4 separate regions of the Mus musculus genome follow, and all the other regions are linked to region 3. Evidence: chromatin loops called from intact Hi-C (ENCODE). Cell type or tissue: heart. All regions are shown on one strand. Each heading gives the region's core, and the rest is flanking DNA. Links, peaks and the distances in the headings are about the cores only.

The links. Hi-C counts contacts between places; a loop is a spot of excess contacts. Peaks named below come from ENCODE experiments on the same cell type or tissue, not always from the same donor. Only the 100,000 strongest peaks of a DNase experiment are listed, where the experiment ranks them.
Region 1: a loop joins it to region 3, with 6 times the contacts of the local background. A loop is called at or near these places in 5 of 42 quality-filtered maps.
Region 2: a loop joins it to region 3, with 2.4 times the contacts of the local background. A loop is called at or near these places in 4 of 42 quality-filtered maps.
Region 4: a loop joins it to region 3, with 2.5 times the contacts of the local background. A loop is called at or near these places in 11 of 42 quality-filtered maps.

What each region holds. Positions count from the first base shown.
Region 1 is chr2:120,008,666-120,014,664 of GRCm38, forward strand. Mapkbp1 (mitogen-activated protein kinase binding protein 1) reads left to right here. Exons shown (of 30, transcript NM_011941.3): 3 at 2,078-2,140; 4 at 2,337-2,394; 5 at 3,268-3,438; 6 at 3,928-4,065; 7 at 4,247-4,429; 8 at 4,954-5,114; 9 at 5,958-5,999. Among named protein-coding and RNA genes, the nearest start is that of Mir7665, 5.9 kb to the right of the region's middle. In heart, for the core only: a CTCF peak has its summit at 2,992 (motif pointing left); a DNase peak (open chromatin) is centred at 2,996.
Region 2 is chr2:119,943,389-119,949,387 of GRCm38, forward strand. It overlaps Mga (MAX gene associated), which reads left to right. Exons shown (of 24, transcript NM_013720.2): 16 at 2,784-3,074; 17 at 3,437-4,905. Among named protein-coding and RNA genes, the nearest start is that of Mapkbp1, 26 kb to the right of the region's middle. In heart, for the core only: a CTCF peak has its summit at 3,165 (motif pointing right); no DNase peak of the experiment used is centred there.
Region 3 is chr2:119,795,045-119,801,043 of GRCm38, forward strand. It overlaps Tyro3 (TYRO3 protein tyrosine kinase 3), which reads left to right and starts at 4,470. Exons shown (of 19, transcript NM_019392.2): 1 at 4,470-4,839. The coding sequence starts at 4,746. In heart, for the core only: a CTCF peak has its summit at 3,298; DNase peaks (open chromatin) are centred at 3,307, 4,327 and 4,907; H3K4me3 peaks cover 1,987 bases; H3K27ac peaks cover 1,435 bases; H3K27me3 peaks cover 1,215 bases.
Region 4 is chr2:119,897,025-119,903,023 of GRCm38, forward strand. Mga (MAX gene associated) reads left to right here and starts at 204. Exons shown (of 24, transcript NM_013720.2): 1 at 204-322; 2 at 5,582-5,999. The coding sequence starts at 5,649. In heart, for the core only: a CTCF peak has its summit at 3,222 (motif pointing right); a DNase peak (open chromatin) is centred at 1,437; H3K4me3 peaks cover 1,447 bases; H3K27ac peaks cover 989 bases.

The sequences.
Region 1 (5,999 bases), core at 530-5,529, 210 kb after region 3:
ACTCCTGACCCTCCTGCCTCCACCTCCCAAGTGCTGTGATTATATGTGTGTGCCACCAGAACAAGTTAAAGGCCACTGTGCTGCTTTAGGGTGACAGACTTCAGGGAACACTCACAGGCAGGGACCACAACATGAAGTTGTTCTGCATTTAGATCATAGCTGGTGTCATTGTGTCACCAATGCATTTAGAGGAAGTCTGTCGCAGAGAGTGGAAGCCCTTTGCCCTTGTTCATCCGTTTCTAGTCAGGAAGCTAGTAGCCTCTAAGGTCAGACCAGCCAGCCGCCTTTACTAGAGCTCAGCCTGTAGAGGGCTCGTCACAGGTCAACAGAGATTGGGAGAAGGTTCAGAAAACAGCAGCCACAGAAAACTCTGTGGGTTCTAAATAGATGATGGCAGGCCTAGAGGATATTATTCTGCACATTATAAGCAGCCTTTGAATTGTAAGTGATGTGCACTTTCATGTGTGCTTTCACAGACTGTTCAGACGTGACAGGATACAAGGTTTCCAGAGCCCTTGCTTTAGTCATGGTTCATGTTTGGGGCAAGGTTTTACTTTGTAGCTCAGTCTTGCTTTGAACTCAATATATTGTACATTGCATATTTGAAGAATCAAGACTTCGTTCTTCAGCCTACCAAATGCTGATATGACAGGTATACCCCTAAACATGGCTTTTGTCATATCTAAGACCCTCCTGACCATGGCATTTTAAAGGGAAATTCAGGAGATCAGAACTTGAGGTAAGAAGTGAAAAGAAAGCCGGGCAGTTGTGGCACACGCCTTTAATCCCAGCACTTGGGAGGCAGAGGCAGGCGGATTTCTGAGTTGGAGGCCAGCCTGGTCTACAAAGTGAGTTCCAGGACAGACACAGCTACATAGAGAAATCCTGTCTCGAAAAACCAAAAAAAAAAAAAAAAAAAAGAAGTGAAAAGAGAAAGGAATAAGGAATGGGGCAAAGGGATCAGGAAAGAGTGGGATTGGGGATAAAAGGAAGAAAACCACTGAGGAACGGCTGGTCGGGCAGGGCAGTTAGTGGTGATGAGACCTAAGACTGTCTGTTGGTCAGCTGGAAGTTCTGGATGTGTTTGGTCCCATCAAAAGTCTAGTGTCCCCAGGGAATATGTGGGCTCTGTATATTGGATTCATTTACTGAGCCTGAGATGCTAAGTACGGATTATCAATATGCACCTCTACCTAGTTTCCACTGCAGTCGGTGCTCTTTCTTCTTCCACTCTATGGTATGGCAGCCTCCAGGCTTGCTCTTGTCTGCTGTTCCACCGGTAAGAGGTTAGGCAGCCAGACAACAGGCCTGGTGCCTGCTCATCACCACAGAGCCTGCCTCGAGCACTGTCTGGCCCTTGACCTGTAGCTTACTGCTGCTGATTCTGGCCATTCAGCTTCCCTCGCCAAAGCTGCTCAGGACAGTCTATCTGGATTCGATCCCAACTGGACGCCTGTTGCCTTCGAGGAAAAGTTGCTCAGCCCTTTTTTGTGAACTAGGACAAACCTTTACTTGTCTTGCTCTAGTGGCCAGAAAGCCCTGCTTAGGCCCTGAAGCTAGGCGTCCTTTGGCTCAGTTGGAAGCTTTGTAGCCTTCCCAAGTCATTCCCAAGGTCCTCCCAAGCTATCTCTGCTCCCTCCACCTCCAGCTTAGGCCTCCTTGCAGTTCTAGCCCCTAGCATAGCCCGTGTGTTCTTTCTTACTCAGTAGGTAGAAGCATACCATCTCTAACAGTGATTAAGACATGTGGCTCCAAGCCTGAGAACCAGTTGCAAGCTGAGGCCTGAGCTGATCAAATCACATTAACTCTTCCATCTTCCATTCATTCCTTGGGATATGTTCAAAGGCTGGGGGAAGGCCCTGTCTCTGCTGTCCTTTAGGAGTATGATCAGAGATGGGACTGACAGTCAGGGTCCTGGTGACTAGGCTTCTGGTGGAGAGCCTTTCTATTATGGGAATCTGATAATAGACCCTTTTGGGTGGAGACTCCGACCTGTTCCCTCTGCTGGGTGACCAGAAGTCTCAGTGGGCTCCTGAGGAAGCTATGGTTCAGTGTGACATCTCACTCATCTCCTCAGGTGTGTGGTCGTCCTCTTCAATCCCCGGAAGCACAAACAGCACCACATCCTCAACAGCTCCAGGTGTGTGGGCCTGGCCTCAGGGGCTGGGGGTGACCGTGGCCGGGGGCCTGAGGCCCTGTGGCCAGATAGGGACGCGCATATACACTCTTGAGTTTGTTGGCCTTGCCTTTGGGAAATATGCATGAAGGATGGAGGAAGGGAGGTTGGGGAAGGGGGCACAGTCTAGGGTCAACCAAACCTGCCCCGTCTCTTGTAGGAAAACCATTACTGCCCTTGCCTTCTCCCCTGATGGCAAGTACTTGGTCACTGGAGAGGTAAGTGAAGAACAGGGTGGCAATATTGTAGCTTATGGACACCCTGCCTTCAACCAAAGCCACCGTCCTGTGTTCCAGCTAGGGTGCTGTCACTTTGGCTTCAGGGATTGATACCCTGGTTCCTGCTTTGACCAGATAGCTGTTCTTAAGCTTTAGTGTGATCAGGCTCCCTGGGAGGGCTTTTCAAAGTGCTCACAGCTAGGCTCCTACTCCAAAGTTGTTTGATTCTATAACCTTCTTTTAAAAGTAAAACCAAGCCCGGGTGGTGGCGCACGCCTTTAATCCCAGCACTTGGGAGGCAGAGCCAGGTGGATTTCTGAGTTCGAGGCCAGCCTGGTCTACAACGTGAGTTCCAGGACAGCCAGGGCTACACAGAGAAACCCTATCTCAAAAAACAAAACAACAACAAAAAAGTAAAACCAAAACAAGAAATATTAATTAATTTCTTTATGTGGGGGAGGGGTCATGAAGGTTATGTCAAATGCTTTACACGCTGAAGTCATCTCTTGCCTCCTTTCCCCCAGAGCTTCTAACAATGTGGGGTAGTTAAGGACACATTTATCCTAAAATATTCCTATCTTCAGATGCCCCCTGCTGGGCACATGAGGAACATGGCCCTTGGTTTTACAAGGAGGCAGTCAGGGTAGATGCCTGCTGCTGCTTGCTAGAACCATTCAAGGAGCTTTGACCAGACAGAGGCAAGGGCTAACCTCTGCTGACACTGGTGTCCTCAGATCCTTTTTCTATGCCTTTATCTTGCTCTCCCTTGTTGAACACTGGAGGGACAGTGTTTAAAGCTGGGGAGGTGAGAGACTAAGGAGGCTACACATAACACCTTCCACAGTTCTCACGTGCGGTTTTGCCTCCCTGCAGAGTGGGCACATGCCTGCCGTGCGGGTTTGGGATGTGGCTGAACGTAGCCAGGTGGCAGAGCTACAGGAGCATAAGTATGGTGTGGCTTGTGTGGCTTTCTCCCCAAGTGCCAAGTACATTGTGTCTGTGGGCTACCAGCATGACATGATTGTCAACGTGTGGGCCTGGAAGGTGAGTAGGCTGGTGACAGCCTTAGCGGCCTCATGAGGGTTCCCATGGGGGTGGAGGGGGAACTGCTGACCCAAGCAACCTCATTTCCTTCACTGTCTCCAGCTCTTCCTTGAACAGTATTTGAAGTACAAAATAGCACCTGAGGAGCAAGGGTGTTTCTAGAGGCTTTTCCTACACATCTAAGGAATTAAACCTTTGAATTCCTTTAGAAAAGAGGTTGGGTTTTTGTTGTTATTGTTTTGTTTTCTGACCATTAAATACCAGAAAGGAAGAGTTTTGTTTTTCCTCTCTTTCTGTTGTTGTTTTGTTTGTTTGTTTGTATTTGTTTTTATTTTGGGGTTTTTTTTTGTTTTTGAAGTAGAAATTATTGCTAGCTCTTGTCCATTCTCAGATACCTTCTTACCCCAGTAGGAAGAGCTTGTCTGTTCTCGGATACCTTCTTATCCCCAACAGGCAGAACTTTGATTCTTCCTCTGGCTTCCCCTCCAGAAAAACATTGTAGTGGCCTCCAACAAAGTATCCAGTCGGGTAACCGCAGTGTCCTTTTCTGAAGACTGCAGCTACTTTGTCACTGCAGGCAACCGGCACATCAAATTCTGGTACCTGGATGACAGTAAGACCTCAAAGGTGAGGGCTGAGATGACCAACCCTGAACAGCACTCCAGCTGTTGCCTTTGGCTTGTTTAACAGTCACAGGTTCTTCATGGACCTGACCTGCCTGGGCTGAGGCGTCTCAAAGAACACATGCTTGCCCTCTCTCTGAGGCCCTCATTTCCAAGGCTAGATGGCTGTAGTGGTGTCTCCACAGGTGAACGCCACTGTGCCCCTGCTGGGCCGCTCGGGGCTGCTGGGGGAGCTGAGGAACAACCTGTTCACTGATGTGGCCTGTGGCCGAGGGGAAAAGGCTGATAGCACTTTCTGTATCACGTCGTCGGGGCTGCTGTGCGAGTTCAGCGATCGCAGGCTTCTGGACAAATGGGTGGAGCTAAGGGTAAGTAACTCTGGCTCCAGAACAGGGTCTGGCCTTATCTCAAATCAGGGGAGAACTGGCCTTGGGGCTGTAGAGCCAGGCTGGGCCTTTGTGCATGCTGAAGGGGACTGCAGGAGAAGACTCAGGGCGCTCGCTCGCAGTGATCTGCATAACCAGCTCCTCTTGCTCTTTCTCGCCTCTCTTCCCTGCTTTCCTCTTCTGCTCAGAACACAGACAGCTTCACAGTAAGTGCTTCTAGGCCTTCTCTTCTCAAGCTGTTGCTTTCTCCTTGTTGGGGTTTTTCTACCTTCCAATCTTGGTCCCTCTGATGGCCTTGATTTCTACCCCACCTCCCAAGTCTGCAGGGCTACAGGCCCTCTGACCATATGCTGCTGGAGGGAGGGCATTTCTAGATGACACCTGAGGGGTTGGCCCGACTTTGGCCTGGCTCTCCTTTGTGAGCGAGTGTTGCTGAGGGCTTGGGAAGGATTAAGCCAAGCTAAATGGGAAGATGGCCCTTACTTACTGAGCTGCTCTGCCCACAGACCACTGTGGCCCACTGCATCTCTGTCACCCAAGAATACATCTTCTGTGGCTGTGCTGATGGCACGGTGCGCCTTTTCAATCCTTCCAACCTGCACTTCCTCAGTACCCTACCTAGACCCCATGCTCTTGGAACAGACATTGCCAGCATCACTGAGGCCAGGTGAGCTATATGGGGCCCACTGTCCATTCAAAGCTTTAGTCACTACTTCATGGAGCAGAATGGAGAGTGCGCAATGCCCAAAGATCCCCTTTGTAGACAGAAACCTGGGTTTCTTGGTAGTTGTCAGAATCGGGGAGATTAAATAGCACAGAGGACCATGGACTGTCTCACCTGGGTGCATCTTAGGTGATTTTAAGAATGACTCAAGGGATTGGAGTCTTCCTTCTGGTTGGCCTCTTGATAAGCTGTCAGCACCAGAAAGAAAGTATGCTGTGGTAAAGACACAGAAAGACAAAGTCACCAATCATGCTAGGAGGAAAAGGGTGATGTGTGGTCATTTTTATGGTTTGGCAAGTGTCCTCAGTAAAAGATGAGGAGGGGGAAGAGGAGGAAGAAGAAGAAGAGGGGGAGGGGAGGAAGAGGAGGAAGAAGAGGAAGAAGAGAAAGAGGAGGAGGAGATTTTGAGGTGCTGGAGATAGTACCAAGAGCCTTGCTTGTTAGATAAGTGCTCTACCACTGAGCTATATCACAAACCCTATTTTTGTGGTATGTAGTATAGTCTTGTTTTGATCTCTGTGCAGAAATACTCATAGAACCATGTAGATTTTGTTGTGCTCCATTGTAACCACAGAATTGCCTTGTCTGGTATTGGTGATCTATGAATTTGTTAGCATTTCTCTGGAAAACACTCTGCCCAGTAGCTGTGGTTGGGTGAGCTCCTGGATTGGATCTCTAGGCACTGCTTTTGAATTCTCAGTTCTACTTCCAAATCTGTAGGACTGGAGACAGTGTCCTGTGCTCCATTCCTTCCTTTGTGGTAACTTCCTGTCCTCTCTCCCACAGTCGCCTCTTTTCTGGAGGGGTCAATGCAAGGTACCCAGACAC
Region 2 (5,999 bases), core at 325-5,324, 150 kb after region 3:
TAGAAACCCTGTCTCAAAAAATTTTTTTATTTTTGTTTTATATGTGTTTCCTGCATGTATGTACACCATGTGCTTGTAGTACCAACAGGGGCCATAAGAAGTTATTAGATCAGGGCTGGTGAGATGGCTCAGCAGGTAAGAGCACTGACTGCTCTTCCAAAGGTCCTGAGTTCAAATCCCAGCAACCACATGGTGGCTCAAAACCATCCGTAATGAGATCTGACACCCTCTTCTGGTGTGTCTGAAGACAGCAACAGTGTACTTACATAGGATAAATAAATAAATCTTTTTTAAAAAAGTTATTAGATCCTTGAGAATTAAAGTTACAAACAACTGGTTATGAACTACCTTGTAGGTAGGGACTGAGAACTGAACCCGGGTCTTCTGGAAGAGAAGCCAGTGTTCTCCACCACTGAGCCATCTCACTAGCCCCCAGTTTAAGTTGGATTAGGTTACAAGAATTTAGGGTAATATAATTATTTATTTTGATAAATTTTATTTTGTTGTTTTGTTTTGTTTTGTTTGAGACAGGGTTTCTCTATGTAACAGAGTTCTGGCTGTCCTGGACTTGCACTTTAGACCAGGCTGGCCTCAAGCTCACAGAGATTTGTTTGCCTCCGCCTCCTGAGTGCTAGGATTAAAGGTGTGTACCATCATACCTGCTTTATTTTATGTATATATTTGATGTATCTGTGTATGTCAGTGGACTGCATACTTGCAGTACCCTCAGAATTCAAAAGAGGGTGTGGGAGCCTCTGAACCTAGGTCTTCTGCAAAAGCGAAGTGCTGAGCAGTCTCTCCAGCTCCTCATTTTTATATTTAAATACAACTACCTCTAGAAGATGAGCCAGTGCTCTAAACATGAACAGTTTCTTCAGCCACCATTTGCATGTTTTTTTAAAAAAGTGTGTGTGTGTCTGTCTCCCTTTATGTTTGTGTCTTTGGAGGGTAGGAGGGGCGTTAGAGTCCCTGGATTTGGAATTGCAGGCAATTTTTTTCTACTTCCCAACATGGCTTCCAGGAACTCCTGTCTTCTACAAAAGCAGCAATTTCTGAACCATCTCTCCAGCCCCCAGATGCATATTTTTATTCAAATTGTGTAGTATTATTTTCACAGGTAATAAATTGGCAAACATTTTATTGCTGATATCAGATAAGTATACTAATTAGATCAGTTTTGTTTGTACTTACTATGAGTATTATACCAATTTCTTTACTCCAAAACTAACACTAGAATATTCTCTTCTCATCTTGTATTTCCAAATAGCTCTCTAAACAATAAACCTCATTTATTACTATTAATGGTTTGAAAAGTCGTTGTTGTTGTTGTTGTTGTTGTTTTTCAAGACAGGGTTTTTTTCTGTGTAGCCCTGGCTGCCCTGGAACTTGCTCTGTAGACCAGGCTGGCCTCAAACTTACATCATCCTGTCTCTGGCTCAACCACCACCCAGCTTGAAGTGTCTTTTAATTCACATTTTCTGAATTAATTTTTTACCTTTTTTTTAAAACCTTTTTTGTTTCTTTCTAACTAGGCTTTATTTCTCTACTTCTTTGGTATTTCTTGGTTTCATATCATTGAACTAAGAGTTTTTTGTTTGCTTTGAGATTATTTCCACAAATGCGTAAACTTTTCTTTGTAATTTTTTAAAAAGGTTTGTTTTAATTTTATGTGTATGGGTATTTTGTTTGCATGTCTGTCTGTGTGCCACATGTGTGCATTGCCTACAGAAGCCAGAACAAAGCATCATACTTCCTGGAACTAGAGTTATAGACAGTTGTAAGGTCTTGGGAATTGAACCCGGGTCCTGTAAAGCCAGTGCTCTTAACGACTGAAATATCTTTGCAGCCTCAAGTTAAACTCTTTATTTATTTGTTATTTAAAAACTAAAGAGCACTAGCATACACCTCATGATATTTATTCCTAATACTATCTTTGTGAAGTAAAGATGTGAAACAGAATCATAGGACTTATTGTAAAGGAGAGAGTTGATCGTAATCTCTTGAACTTGAATGTAAACTCAGCTCTAGAGTTCTGCCTCTGCTTTTCATTAGATAGAACCATGTTTTGAAATGTACGTCTTGAAAAATTAATGGTTTTCCTTTTAAACCATTCTGAATCTAAAGTTCTACAATGTCTGGGCAATTACTCAGGTTTAAAATACATTATTCTTTGGCAGGCAAGATACCGCAGTAGGTGAAGGTATGTATCTCTAAGCCTCATGACTTGAGTTCTATACCCAGGACCCACATGGAAGAAGAAGAGAAAGGTCTCCTACAAGTTGTCCTTTGATTCATATACGCATAAGATACACACAAAAATAAATGTATTGTGATTTGTTTGTTTGTTGAGACAGGGTTTCTCTGTATAGGCCTGGCTATGCTAAAAGTTGCATTGTAGACCAGACTAGCCTCTAAACTCATAGATTTGCCCATCTTGCCTCCCATATTCTGGGATTAAAAGTGTGGATCACCATTGGCAAATGTGATGACAACAATAATGAGCCAAGGCATTTTCTTTTTAGTTTGAAGCCAACCTCTTTTCCATAGCGAGTTCTAGGATAGTCAGGGCTCTATAAAGAGATCTTGTCTCAAAAAATAAAGCAAATTATAGATTATTCTTAGCTATGAATAGTATATACTATAAAGGGAAAGTGTTTCATTAACTTTATAAATTCAAGTAAGACGTTACTTGCAGCATTATTAGGTCTTATGTCATATTATTTTTACCCATGTACTTTTAAAGATAAATTCTCATAGTAGCTTCTCATTTTTCTGTTTTCCAGAAAATGCCCCTCAAATTCCAGTGACTACTCCACAGATCTCTTCTAACAACGTGAAACGTACTGGACCTCGATTGTTGTTGATTCCAGTGCAGCAGGGTTCTCCTACGCTTAGACCAATCCAAAACCCACAGCTTCAGGGACAGCGGATGGTCTTGCAACCTGTTAGGGGTCCAAGTGGAATGAACCTATTCAGGCACCCCAATGGGCAGATTGTCCAACTCCTACCTTTACATCAGATTCGAGGCTCTAATGCCCAGCCCAGCTTACAGCCTGTGGTATTTCGGAACCCAGGTATAAAGTTAGAGATCTTTCTGATGAGTTTTTTTTTTTTTAAAGATTTACATATCTTGTAACTACACTGTAGCTGTCTTTAGACACTCCAGAAGAGGGCGCCAGATTTCGTTATGGATGGTTGTGAGCTACCATGTGGTTGTGGGATTTGAACTCAGGACCTCTGGAAGAGCAGTTAGTGCTCTTAACCGCTGAGCCATCTCTCCAGCCCCTCTGATGAGTTTTGTTGTTAAATCACTTGACTATGTGATTTGTTTGATATGCCAGAATTTTTTTTTCAGTCTCCTAAAGTGGGAGACATACCTTGAAAAGACTTGATGGTATGAACAGTAGTGATTTAAGCTCTTCCTTTTTCTTTCCAGGATCTATGGTGGGAATCCGACTACCAGCTCCTTGCAAATCTTCAGAGACTCCATCATCTTCTGCTTCATCCTCTGCCTTCTCTGTCATGAGTCCTGTGATTCAGGCTGTTGGGTCTTCTCCAACAGTAAATGTCATTTCTCAGGCACCTTCACTGCTTTCCTCTGGATCTAGTTTTGTCTCTCAGGCTGGTACACTGACTCTGAGGATCTCTCCTCCTGAAACTCAAAACCTTGCAAGTAAAACAGGCTCTGAAAGCAAAATAACACCCAGCACTGGAGGACAGCCTGTAGGCACTGCTAGCCTCATTCCTCTGCAGTCAGGTAGTTTTGCCTTGTTGCAGCTCCCAGGACAAAAGCCTATCCCTAGCTCTGTTCTTCAGCATGTTGCTTCCCTTCAAATAAAAAAGGAATCTCAGAGTACAGACCAGAAAGATGAAACAAACTCTATCAAAAGAGAGGAGGAAACTAAGAAAGCTCTACCATCAAAAGATAAAGCTCTAGACTCTGAGGCTAATATAATGAAGCAAAACTCAGGAATTATTGCCTCAGAAAATACCTCGAATAATTCATTGGATGATGGGGGTGATCTTTTGGATGAAGAAACCCTTAGGGAAGATGCCAGACCTTATGAATACTCTTATAGCACTGGGTCTCATACAGATGAAGACAAAGATGGTGATGAGGACTCTGGGAACAAGAATCAGAACAGTCCAAAAGAAAAACAAACTGTTCCAGAAGTTAGAGCTGGCTCTAAAAACATTGATATTATGGCACTCCAAAGCATCAGAAGTATACGGCCTCAAAAGTGTGTTAAGGTGAAGGTTGAACCGCAGGAGGGATCAGACAATCCAGAGAACCCAGATGACTTTCTAGTCCTTTCTAAGGACAGTAAATTTGAATTATCGGGGAACCAAGTTAAGGAACAGCAATCTAACTCACAGGCAGAGGCCAAGAAGGATTGTGAAGATTCTCTGGGGAAGGACAGTCTTAGAGAGAGATGGAGAAAACACCTAAAGGGCCCCTTAACTCAGAAGTACATTGGAATTTCACAGAACTTTAACAAAGAGGCAAACGTTCAGTTCTTTACAGAAATGAAGCCATGTCAAGAAAATTCTGAACAGGATATCTCTGAATTACTTGGAAAAAGTGGAACTATTGAGAGTGGTGGAGTTCTAAAAACTGAGGATGGTTCTTGGAGTGGCATTTCTAGTTCTGCGGCCTTCTCTATTATCCCTAGGAGAGCTACAAAAGGAAGAAGAGGGAGCAGACATTTTCAGGGTCATTTACTGCTCCCAAGAGAACAGATGAAACCAAAGCAACAGACAAAGGATGGGAGAAGCAGTGCTGCTGACTTCACAGTTTTGGATCTGGAAGATGAGGATGAGGAAGATGAGAAAACTGATGATTCTCTTGATGAGATTGTGGATGTTGTCTCTGGCTACCAGAGTGAGGAGGTTGATGTAGAAAAGGTGGTGAGCCCGTTTTTTGTTGTTGACTGAAACCTTGTGGATTTAAATGATTAGAGCTAGCTTTTCTAGAGAATCACTAAAACCTAATGTATTTACTTGGGTGCCTAGGTTTAGATCATTATTAAATGACTAATGTTTAAGGAAACACTTTGTGTCTTACTCATTACTCTTGTAAAGGTTGCTTCATCCTTTGGAATATAGATGCTGTAAAGTGCCTACTAAGTTGAATTTTTAAGGATACCTACAATCATTTGATCATAGTGGTTTCTGTCACATTGTCTGTGATGTGATTGACACTTAACCTGATACACTTAAACACTGAAAATATGCTTTTAAAAAGTAGAGGAGAAAGAGTTTGTCTGCATTTAGAGGGAAATTTTTCCTCTTGGGAAAAACTGCAAAATTCCACCTAATATTTTTGTTTAATTTTACCTGAAAGTTGCTTTGTATCTTTCAGTATTGTGTTGGAACTAAAAATTCTATATTTTTTCTATACTTCAATCATTGTTTTTTACAATCTAACCTTTATAGTTTTATGTTTTTTGTTGAGATTTTTCTTGATTGGCTTCCTATTTACAGGACTATTAACTGAATTTAAGTAAGTGAGGGCCAGGCATGATATAGGGCAAGAGTTAGATTACATTATTTTTTCTATAAAGGGGCCAGATAGTAAACATTTTACACATTGCAGGCTAAATGATTCCATTGCTGTGGTAGTGTGGAAGCAACCACAAACATGTGAGTGAAAGAATGGGGCTGTATTTCAGTAAAATTACAAAATAGGTGGTGGGCTCTGGGTTCCTGAGCATAGGGTCCTATATAAAACAGCTCATAGACAGCTGCTTCAGGGAGCGACTCTCTTCAGGAACAAATGATAGAAGCCTTTGTACCAATTATATTCTAGAATCTCTCTTTCTTGAGATATATTTAGCTCTTATATCAGCTGCTGTTTCCTTGTTAATAACTAACTGCTTTATCAATTACAACAAAAAGGTAGTAGTTTAAAATAGCTGAGCATGGTGGTGCACACCTTTAATCCTGTCAGATCTTTTGAATTTGAGACTTGCCTGATCAACATTGAGAACCTGTCTCAA
Region 3 (5,999 bases), core at 297-5,296:
CTTCTTCTTCTTCTTCTTCTTCTTCTTCTTCTTCTTCTTCTTCTTCTTCTTCTTCTTCTTCTTCTTCTTCTTCCTTCTTCTTCTTCTTCTTCTTCTTCTTCCTTCTTCTTCTTCTTCTTCTTCTTCTTCTTCTTCTTCTTCTTCTTCTTCTTCTTCTTCTTCTTCTTCTTCTTCTTCTTCTTCTTCTTTCTTGTTTCTCTGTATAGCCCCGGCTGTCCTGGAACTCACTCTGTAGACCAGGCTGGCTTCAAATTCAGAAATCCACCTGCTTCAGCCTCCCGAGTGCTGGGATTAAAGGCGTGGGCCACCACCGCCGGGTGAACATATTCTTCTGATGTCCACATACAGGCTGTGTCACATGAGCCCCTCCACAAGAACCGCTCCCTGCCATGCTACACAAGTACACATTAATTTTTTTAAAAAGAAGACAAATACGACACACATATACATTCTAACATACAATTCTTCCCCTCAAGGGTTCTCCTCCCCGGTTGAACTTGTTTTCAAAACATTTATTTATATTCTTTTTATATGTGAGTGTTTTCCTGCTTGTATGAGCATCACATGCATGCTTGGTGCCTGTACTGGTTAGTTTTGTGTCAACTTGGCACAGCTGGAGTTATCACAGAGAAAGGAGCTTCAGTTGAGGAAATGCCTCCATGAGATACAACTGTAAGGCATTTTCTCAATTAGTGATCAAGGGGGAAAGGCCCCTTGTAGGTGGGACCATCTCTGGGCTGGTAGTCTTGGTTCTATAAGAGAGCAGGCTGAGCAAGCCAGGGGAGGCAAGCCAGTAAAGAACATCCCTCCATGGCCTCTGCATTAGCTCCTGCTTTCAGACCTGCTTGAGTTCCAGTCCTGACTTCCTTGGTGATGAACAGCAGCATGGAAGTGTAAGCCAAATAAACCCTTTCTTCCCCAACTTGCTTCTTGGTCATGATGTTTGTGCAGGAATAGAAACCCTGACTAAGACAGTGCCCAAGGAGGCAAGAAGAAGCTGTTGGGTCCACAGCAGACTATGAGTTGCCTGTGGATGCTGGGAACCTGGGCCTCTGCAAGTACTCCTTTTAAAAAAATTTTTTATTATTTATTTTTATTCTATGTACATTGGCTGCATGTGTGTCTGTGGGAGGGTGCCAGATCCCCTGGAACAGATGTTACAGACAGTTGTGAGCCACTATGTGGTTGCTGGGATTTGAACTCAGGACCTCCAGAAGGGCAGTCAGTGCTCTTAACCACTGAGCCATCTTTCCAGCCCACAAGTGTTCTTAACACTGAGTCATCTCTCTTTTTTTCCACGTTTGGACCTAACCCCTTTCAGAAAGCCCAAATATGTACCCTCTCTCTTTTTATTTCTAAATCTGTTCTGGGGAGAAGTCTGATTATTTGAGGCTTCCCCCAAGGTTGTTAGGGAACGTCTAGTCGCCTTTGGGAATATACCTTTCTGCTTCATTTTCTGTGGGGCAAGGAGTGGCATGATCTCCTGCTTAGCATTTGGTAGGCATAGCAACAGTTTCTAGCACACTTGAAGTTCAACTATAGGCATTATTTTCCCTATGAAGCCCCCAAAGCAACAACATTTGCCTATAAGAAGATAAGGACCATAGTCTATGATCTTCCTCACCCCTTGAGTGGGACCTGCCAACCCTCATGAGCCAGTGGTTTGGGGAAGAACGGGTACTTGGGTCAGGGTGTCGTGCCCCATAGCTCACCTTGCTTCCTCTTCCTTGTGGGGAGAGCGGCCTCAAATCTAAAGAAGCTGAAATAGCTGTTTCTTGGGATGCTGGAAATGGCATCAGGTGTCCTGCTTCTGTGAGCAGTCATGTGTGTAAGGGTGTTGTCTGCACATATGTGTGTCATGTCATGTGTGTGCCTGGTGCCTGACGAGGTCAGATGTGGATGTTAGATCCCCTGAAACTAGAGTTATAGATTGTTGTGAACTATCACGTGGGATCTGGAAATCAAAGGAGGGAGTCTACTGCAAGAGCAACAGTGCACCTAACCATTGAGCCATTTCTCTAGTCCCAATTTTTACCATTTAACAGAGTAAGGAGATGCTATGGTCTAACTTTGACCTGTCCACAATATGAGTCTGCCACTAGCCCCTCCTTTCACAGCATGTCTTTAGCCATACAATAGCATGTTCCTCCCCTGAGATAGATAGAGCTGGCTCTGGTTCCGTCTGGAGGACAGGAACTCCAGGGACAGCTGCTTCTCTGTTAGGTCAGCTAACATTTCCTGCTGATCTGATTACCTTCCCTCCAAGCAATGCATTTACAGAAGGAAGGGAACTTTTGCAGGCATGCATTTGCACAGGCAGCCATCCTCCTCCAGTCACACACACACACAGACATACACACAAGAACACACTTTCTTCCCATCCACCCACAGAGCGTCAGTCACATTTAGAATTTGCACAAATGCACACCCTCCCTCATACATCACAATGCACACCCTCTCACCCACCTACACATCTCTTCCACAAAAATCACACCTGCTCACATACCCTAGAAGCACATTCCTATGCTATGCCGAGAGAGGAGAGAGGAGAGAGGAGAGAGAGAGAGAGAGAGAGAGAGAGAGAGAGAGAGAGAGAGAGAGAGAGGCGCTGAGTGGGTTTAAGAACTAAGAAACGAACCACTCCTGTATAGCAGATAAAAAGGCAAGGCAGATCAGCACCCCACAGGTTTCTGCCTGCCACTTTGGCCCTGTAAGTAGAAATACTGAGAGCCAGGGCGGATACTGAAATGAAATTAGGAAGATAACATGGAACCAGGATGTCCTTCGGGGAAAGTGAGGTGGGATTTCCCTTCAGGGAAAGCAGACATATTTTCTAGCAGGATGGTGATGTGTCTCAGGCTTAGTTAGAATGCGGAAAGCCACCTCCATGACTTGCCTAAGGAGCCAGTTTAACTGATAACAAAGTATAAACCCTTGGGCTAGAATTCCATATCAGCTCAGGAGTGAAGAACAGGAAGTAGAAGCTGTGTTTGGTCTCTAGATTGAACATCTTCCGGGAATACTCTGTGCCAGGTTAATTGAAATAAAGAGAAGGGTCCCCTTTACTGGAGACAGCGTAGAACAGTTCTGGCTTCCGTTCCAGACTGTCTGACACTCAAAATTCCAAAGCTCTGGAAAAGAGCAAGCTTGTGTGCTTTTCTTTTCTTTTTTCCCCCTTCAGGAAAGCGTCCTGGAGCCATCCTAGAGTTCCCAAGAAAATTGGCAGAGCGCTCAGCAGGAAGTCAGGCCCCTCCGATCCAACTGTTGACCAGACTTGCCAAGAGTCTTCCTATCCTGCCGCCTGGGGGCGCCCCCAGCTGGGTCTGCGGCTGCCGCCAGCACTGCTGTTATCATTAAGATAATTAATAAACAAGCACTGGTGGGCCAAGTGGAGGAAGAGGGAGGCTCCTGCTGCTCAGGAGAATCCCTGGAAAGATCCAGTGAGTATGGGACGTCTCACTGGCTAGTTCTTTCTCCCCATCCAGGACCCCTGGAAAGCGCCTGTTGTGGGTTGTCCTCCAGGGGCCAAGAAGAGGTGAGGACAAGAGGAGGACTTGGCAGGTGCGATTTGGAACCAGCTCTGCATCTTCCTGACAGGATGTCTGTGGGCAGGCCACCTCCAGTGATTACTGGTTGTGGAGCAGGCAATTATTCATTCTTTTAACAAGGATCTGCCTATTTATTTATGGAGTGCCTACTGTGCGCAAGGTGGTCTACTAATAATAGCAGATGTTTCACTAGCTAGTATGAAGACAATGCCAATGTTCACACTATGTCCCAGAAGTGGAGGGGTGGAAAGAGGAAGCAAGAAAGAAGAATGATACCCTCGAAAATCACGGTGATTTTGCTTTGGCCTTCGTAGGCTAGCAGTGGGGATGGACACCTAAGAATTACGAAACAGATCTTGGAAAACTCTAGATGGACGACAAACTGGAAAACACTCTGGGAAGATGGGCTGGGGAGAATGGTCTTTCGATAGGAGAATACTTGGCGATTAAAGGTAGGCTACAAAGATCGAAAAAGAAAAAAAAAACTGGGTGAAAAGCTCAAGCAAAGAGGTACAGGGATGCTAGTAGTTTCTCGGGGAGCTGTTCCAGCCGTCTTGGGGACACCTGAGGGTTGCTGTGTCTAGTAGGTGCTTTGTGTTCTGAGAGGGCTGTGTCGGAGTCTGAGGTCAGGATTTAGAACAGTGTTGGGGTGTGGCAGGAGCTTCCAAGAGGGGTTCTGAGGAGAGGATGGGGTGCCCCGCTGGAGACTGGAAAGTATTTGGGGAAGGAGGGGCGTGGCCGGGTGCCTGTCCAGGGAGCGAGGCAGGTCCTCCGCAGCGGCAGCGGAGTGGCCAGGGCGCGGGTCCCGCTGCGCCTTCTGGAGGTGGGCGGGAGGTCGGGCGGTAAGGGCTGAGGTTAGCGCTCGGCTCTCGCCACCGGGGCTGCGCGGGGGAGGGGGAGGGCGGCACGAGCTCCGCGGAGGGCGGGCGGGCGGGCCGGGAGGAGGCGGCGGCTCGCAGAAGAACATGAATCAGCGGCGGCGGCGGCGGCGGCTGTGGAAGGAGCGCGGTGGCCCAGCCGCAGCCCCGGGGACTCCTCGCTGCTGACGGCGGTGGCCGCGGCTCTAGGCGGCCGCGGGTCCGGGACGCCCGGGCCGAGCGCCGCCCCCCGCCCCTCCCGCGGGCCTCCCGCCCCTCCTCCGCCACCCTCCTCTCTGCGCTCGCGGGCCGGGCCCGGCATGGTGCGGCGTCGCCGCCGATGGCGCTGAGGCGGAGCATGGGGTGGCCGGGGCTCCGGCCGCTGCTGCTGGCGGGACTGGCTTCTCTGCTGCTCCCCGGGTCTGCGGCCGCAGGTAGGGGTGGCCCGGGAGGCGGCGGGAAGCGGGGGGCTGCTGAGCCGCACGACTGAGGGGCGCAGCCCGGGGACGGCAGCGGGCGAGACCCGGGCCTGGGCCGGCCAGAGGTTGGGGTCGGTGGCCGGGGCTGGAAGGCCGAGACTAGGACGCAGCGGGTGTTGGCTGCCAGACCTCCGGCCGCGGCCCCCGCCCCCAACTTTCTCGCGCCCGGGGCTGGCTGGGTGCAAAGGAAGGGAGTGGGGGGTGTGGGCAGTCGGGGGTGCTTAGGACTGTATTTTCCCGCCTCTATGTTCCTAGTAGTCTGCTCCCTTTTCCCCAGTCCTAAGGACCCATTCTGCCTTCCGCACACCCCCGAGGTCCCACTTTGAAACTACAGGATCTGGGTTTGAGCACCCAGGGTTGTGAAGGTGCTGGATTCTAAAATACCTCTGCCCGTACTCTAGTTCCTGTGGCCCTTGGCGCTCCCGGAAACCCGAATGTTGAGTAGCTTGGGTTGGGTGAAGGTTACTGCTTCTTGTGAAGATTAGCTTTACGTTGCCACACAGCCACAGAGGCATTTCCCCGAGGCAGGAGGGCAGCACCTTTGCCTTCAAGTTCACACGCACACATCAGGGTGCAGAGGGGTGTGAAGCTATGTCTCCTTGTCCTGTGAGGGTGAGTGGGAAGGGTAGAGAGACAGGCGCCCCCCCCCTCCCCCGGCAGCAGCCATCCAACAAGCATTTCTTAAAAACTGAGTTCTTTGCCACATTAGCCTTGAAAGGAAAGGAAGCTAAAGAGTGGAAAGTATATGCAGGCTCCGAGGTGCGTATCAGATGCTCAGAGAGCCCAGGAATTTACCTAGGGTTACACAGTAAGGAGCAGAAAGAACAGGTCTGGATTTCCTTTATGCAGATTCTTCACCTGCCCATCTGTTTAATACATGCCAGGAGGGTGTGTGTGTGTGGGCGTGTGTTTGTGTGTGTCTACCCTTGCCTGAAGAGGGTAAGATTTTAATAAGTGGGCCCTGTTGATGCCACAGTAGCTCCGGGGTCTTGGGGCTTCTGCTTAGGGCCCCACCCCTCCCTTCTGCCTCCCGTCTTCCTAGCACCCGCCCCAGCACACATTCAGGTATTAATAGAGCAGGCGGCTGCCAGGAAGGCTGCCATGTGTTTGATCTG
Region 4 (5,999 bases), core at 480-5,479, 100 kb after region 3:
CTTCATAAGTTCTTTCTGGATTACTAAAATGCGAAAAGGCTACGGCTTCGGCTCCGTGGGCGGAACCCAAGGGTCCTGACGCTGCTCCGGGCTGTTTGGCCTCCTGATGTTGGGGGAGGGGCAAAGAGGTGCTGCTCGCGCCTCCCTATGCGCCTGCGCGGTCGGCTCCAAGCTGGTAGGAGCGCGTGCGCAGTGACGTGGACATCCGGTGCGTGCGCAGGCTCTTCAGCTGAAGCGGACACACGGTGTGCGAACCCTTCAGAATAACCCTCCCCTAGAGGGATGTGAAGGACTCGGGGTGAGGCCGGCCACGCCCCGCACGGTAACTCTCGGGCCTGGGTGGAGGGCGTCGCTTCAATAGTGGCCCGATTGGAGTTTTTTTGAGTTTAAACCACTTGTGTATTTGAACGGCTTGCCCAGCGTTCCGCAGAGAGAGCTTCGCACGCCTGGGCCTGGCTGGGCCTTACGCTGTGCAGCCTTTGGTCCCTTGAGCGAGTTGCGCATGTCATCTCGCACGCCTCCCCGACCTCACTTCCGTGTCGCTCGGAGAACTAACTAGGAACATCGACGCCGGAGACCGAGACCACGAGGCGGGCGGGGTGAGAAGTGCCTACGGCACGGCCCTGCCCTCGCGTGCGTGGGGTGTTGAACAGCATGGCACGTTCCGCGTGACGATTTCTAGCCTGGTTATCGATGGAATAAGCACAGGTTTTAAGAGTTCAGCTCTCTGAGTTTCAACTCTCCGAGGGAAACAACCAATGTCTGTTTCTCCAAGGAACTGGATGCAGTGTTTTGACACCTATTCAAACATTTCCTAGCGTGTAATTTCGGGTCAAATTGAGGCAAGGCCCCGAATTTAATGAGGGGGCGATGAGTGAGTTGAATGAGAGTGAGAACTTTGTAAACAAAGGAGCTGTGATTTGTAAGTGCTAATTCGAAGGCGGAGAAAACAGGTAGGGAACAGGTGGTGGTTCCTTTTTCTCTTTCTGGGGTAACCTGACTGGTTTTCTGTCCATAGGACTTCCCGTTTCTGTTGAATTTTCAAGTACGTCTTTGAGTCGAGTGTAAGGTGCGCAAGGGCATTAGCCTTCTCTTTCGTTCCCCAAGAATGTCTCTTTTTCTCTGGCAAAAGGATGGTAGCAGGCATGGGTGAAGAGTGCCTGAAGAGTGGCTTGATTAGTAGAACGGGAAAAATCTCCGTCTGAGGGAGACCCACTCTTGTTCGCGTCGCCGAAGCCGACACGTGGATCTTGAGAAGTTAGGGCTCACTTATGCTCAGTCTGTGGGTGTTGTTGAGCTTGCCAAGCTTGCGTGTCCAAGTGCTTGGTCAACTCTGCCTGTCTTGCTGGCTTTTTGCGCACGACGCTGCTGCAGTTAAGGTGCAGGAGAGTAGCGAGAGGACTGCTGGGAAATGGGCTGGCGGGGTGACTAGTTGTGTAGTCTCCAAGGTAACCGAAAGCGGCTGAACAGCCTTAGGAACACAGGGTTCCGCCTGGCTGCACGTGATCCTTGGGACTCTACCCTGGAAGAGTTTTCTTTGCGACATTTTTTTCATGTTTGTGGCTAGCTGAAAAGCGAGTAACTGGAGGCTGTTTTATTTTTTTATACATAGGTAGTAAGTTGTGTCCACTTAACTGCAACACAAGTGAAAGACCTGAAATTTCATTCCCTGGGTGCATTGGCATATTTATTTCAAATTTGCTGTCCATTTCTGCAGTAAAGGTTAGTTTTTCAGGTTCTACTTAGTAACCCATAGGCAACTAAAAGCTTGTTAACTTGAATTGTTTCAGATTAATACCTACAAATGGAGATATGTAAAAAATTTGAGTTTCAAAATGCGATTTAATTTAATCAAAAGACAAACACCATAGTGAGCCTCCTGTATAGTAGTACATTTATCGTTTAAAAGGACATGGTTAGCATGGGCAACATTTAGAATGTGTTGACCATCATTTGAAATTTGTGTTTTAAAAGTAATATATTGATTTCGAATTTTGACTTGGTGTAGTTGAGTATGTAAATCATTTAATTGGGTTGCTACATAGTGTGTTTTATGGGTTGTATCAGGGTGACCATTATAATAAAAATTTCCCAAAGTTACAATTAATGCATCTTGCTACATTGTTTTAAATGACGTCTGTTAGAGAGTGTGAATATGTGTAGTGGGGGGACTGAGAATTTCTCTTTTTTTTAGATTAATTTATACGAGTACATTGTCACTGTCTTCAGACACATCAGATCTGAAGAAAGCATCAGATCCCATTACAGATGGTTGTGAGCCACCATGCGGTTGCTGCGAATTAAACTCAGGACCTCTGGAAGAGCAATCAGTACTCTTAACAACCATTGAACTATCTCTCTAGCCCAGGAATTTCTCTCTTTACAACTTAGTTTAAGGCCCTTTCCAACCCGTACTTTAATCTAGGTAAATGCTTGATGAGGAAAGGCTGAACCAAAAACTAGCCTGGCCTATGAGATTCTCCTGCCTCAGCCTCCCCAGTGCTGGGATTAAAGGTTTGCACCACCAGCCTGTGTTCTTTATTAAAACGTTAAGAGAGCAAAATACAGAGTACTTTAGAATATTGCCAGAATGGATTTCTTTTTTCTTTCTTGGAGTAGCCTAGCACTTCTAAAGTACATTTGATTTTAGCAGTGGACATTAAGGTTATCTTAGAGTTTAAGAGTAGTCTTTGTATGTGTGAAACAACATATTTCAAGCTGTAGATGAGAAAAATCAAGCATGGGATGGGGATATACAGTTCAGTGGTAAACCCACTTGTGAGAATGGTTCAGTGGTAAACCCACTTGTGAGAATCACTATCTGGTTAGGTTATCAGCACTATGGGCAGTAGGGTCTGGGGGATTCTTCTGTGTGTGTGTGTGTGTGTGCACGTGTGCACGCGCACGCGCGCGTGCCTTTTTCTTTTTCCTCTTTTTTCTAAATTTTTTATTATATATTTTCTTCATTTACATTTCAAATGCTATCCCGAAATTCCCCTATACCCTCCCCCCAGGATTCTTCTTTTAATTATTGCCACGTGCCTCAAGTTTATGATAGCTTGGGGTCATAAATTGGTCTTTGATTTTATGTATTTTGGTTAACTGGTGCAATAAATTGGTTGGTTTAAGTTTTTTGATTTAGTTGTTTTTTTTGTTTGTTTGTTTTTAGATTTATTTATTATATGTGAGTACACTGTAGCTGTCTTTAGACACTCCAGAAGAGGGCGACAGATCTCATTAGGGATGGTTGTGAGCCACCATGTGGTTGCTGGGATTTGAAATCAGGACCTTAAGTTAGTGTTCTTAACCACTGAGCCACATCTCCAACCCTTTTGGTTTAGTTTTTGAAAAGACTTTATGCAAGTCTACAAGTTCTGACTTTTCCTGTTTTTCATACATATTTTTATATTTTTATTAGATGTCTATGTACAAAGTTGAAATAAAGCAATTTGTATTTTTTTCCCCTTTGGGGGAAGGGATGGGGCAGGCAGAGTGTCATATAGCTCAGACTGGCTTTGAATTTTTTATGTAGTTGTGAACTTTTAATTTTCCTGCCTTGGTGTTTGGGTTTATAGGCATACAATGCATTCCATGTCAGCCTAGCTAATAGTGAGACATTGTCTCAAAAGAAACAGATATCAAGTTAAACTCCTCGTTTATCTATGGTCATGGATGTTAGGGCTCTAGTATTAAAAAGTAGATCCCCTCCAGGTAAGCTCCTCAACACAAGAGTGGCCAGGCCCCACCCCTGAGGGCTTCCAGCTGCCAGACTCTTCTCACAGAACAAGGCTATGGCTGGACCCAGTTCCTTTATGCTCTACAAAGTGAAAATCCCAAGATGGGGCCACCCTGGAAAGCTCCCCCAAGAAATCTTATATAAAGCCTGCTTCCTGCTCAGTTTTTTGCAGTGTCTTACCCAAGCCAAGGTTTTCCCAATAATTCCCTTAGGTGAGGTTCGTTGTGTGGTGTGACTTTGTGGTATTCCTTGGCTTCCTACTGCCATAATACTTCTCCCTTCAAAGCTGTAACACTTCATCACCCCTTTAATCTCAATTCATGGCAATTCTCTTGCCTCAGCAACTTTCTGATAGTTTAATGGGTGTGAGCCTTCAAGCCTGGCTATTTATAAATTTTTTTTTTTTTTTGGAGACGGTCTATTTAGTCCTGGCTGTCTTGGAACTAATTCTCTGCAGATCAGGATAGCTTCGAACTCACAGAGATCCTCCTGCCTTTGCTTCCCAAGTTCTGAGATTAAAAGCATGTGCCACCGTACCCTGCTATTTGTAATTTTTTGAGCTATACTTCACCTAACATAAAGTTTGTAGTTTAAGTGCACCAGAACCTGGAGAGAAGACTCAGTGGATAAAGCTCTTAAATATGAGCACTGGAACTTTTGTCCCTAGTACCCAAAAACCTCTCTGACTGTGTAGCCTAAACTGGTCTTGACCTTTAAGTAATCTTGCCTTAGCCTTCTAATCTATAGGATTATGTCTTGAGAACCACACTGAAATAGTTTCCTAAAATAAATACATAATTTTAGTTTGTATAAGATTGTAGGATTATTACTATTTTTTTGTTTTTTTTTTGTTTTTTAGATAGAATATGAATAACTTAGCTAGTTAGATTAGATTAAAATTAGTTTAAAGATGATAGAAATGATTAGGGTAATTGGGTGGAGTGATCCATGCCTATAATCTCAGAACTTAACAGTCAGACACAGGAAGATTGTTTTGAGTTTGAGGCTAGCTTGATCTACATAATGAGTCTTAAGAAACCATCTCTTCCTCCTATTCCCTAATTTTTTTTAAAAGGATGATTAGGGATTCCAGAACAAATACCATTACAGTGATTGAAAGAAAGAAGGCTATAAGCTATGTCTTAAAGAATTAGGAATGTTTTTGGATAACATTTTGTGACAGGTTCTCATGTATCCCAGGGTGATCTTGAATTCCCTTAAACGTACTTATTTTTTGGCAATTTCATACTTGTATCTTGCATCGGATTGCATGAATTTTAGTAATTGTCATCCCTACTTCTCACCCTCATTTCTTCTCTCCCTCTCCAATTGAAACCTTTTTTCGTCTGTCTGTGAGTCAGTGAGTTTAAAGGTTTTAGATAAATGTTTAGTATGTGCATGTATGTGTCTGCATGTCACCTAATGAACATTGAGGTCAAAGGAAAGGGTTTAAAAATCAATTCTCTTTATTCACTTTTTTGTAAGGTTCAGGGATTGAACTTGGATCAACTGGCTTGCCTGATCTGCTGACCCATCTCTCTGACCTCTACTAAGTTTAAGTAGGGTTGCTTGCATAAGCATGGGTAGGTGATTATTTACTGGAACATGGGCAAGTTTATCTGTGCCTGTACCACTGACTGGCTTTGAACTTGTGCTCTTTCTCCATCTCCCAAGTGTGTAGAGTACAGGTCTGTGCCACTACTCCTGGTATACGCAGGGCTGGAAATACCCAGGGCTTTATGTGTGCTAGGCAAATCTCTACCAGATGAGTTACAGTTGTATTTTTGTTAGAAAAATTCTGAGTTGACTAAAGTTCTGTTTTTTGTTCGTTTGTTTGTTTTTTAGGATGAAAAAGCATTTGTAACTATGAATTGACTACAGTTTTCTTACTACTGAATTTCTCACTGGAATCATGGAAGAGAAACAGCAAATCATATTGGCCAATCAAGATGGAGGGACAGTGACAGGAGGAGCACCTACCTTCTTTGTCATCCTAAAGCAGCCAGGAAATGGCAAAACTGATCAAGGAATTTTAGTTACTAATCGAGATGCCCGTGCTTTGTTGAGTAGGGAGTCATCACCAGGAAAATCTAAAGAGAAAATTTGCCTTCCGGCTGATTGTACTGTGGGAAAAATCACGGTTACCCTTGATAACAATAGTATGTGGAATGAGTTCCATAATCGAAGCACAGAGATGATTCTGACCAAACAGGGAAGACGCATGTTTCCTTATTGTCGATATTGGATAACAGGCTTAGATTCA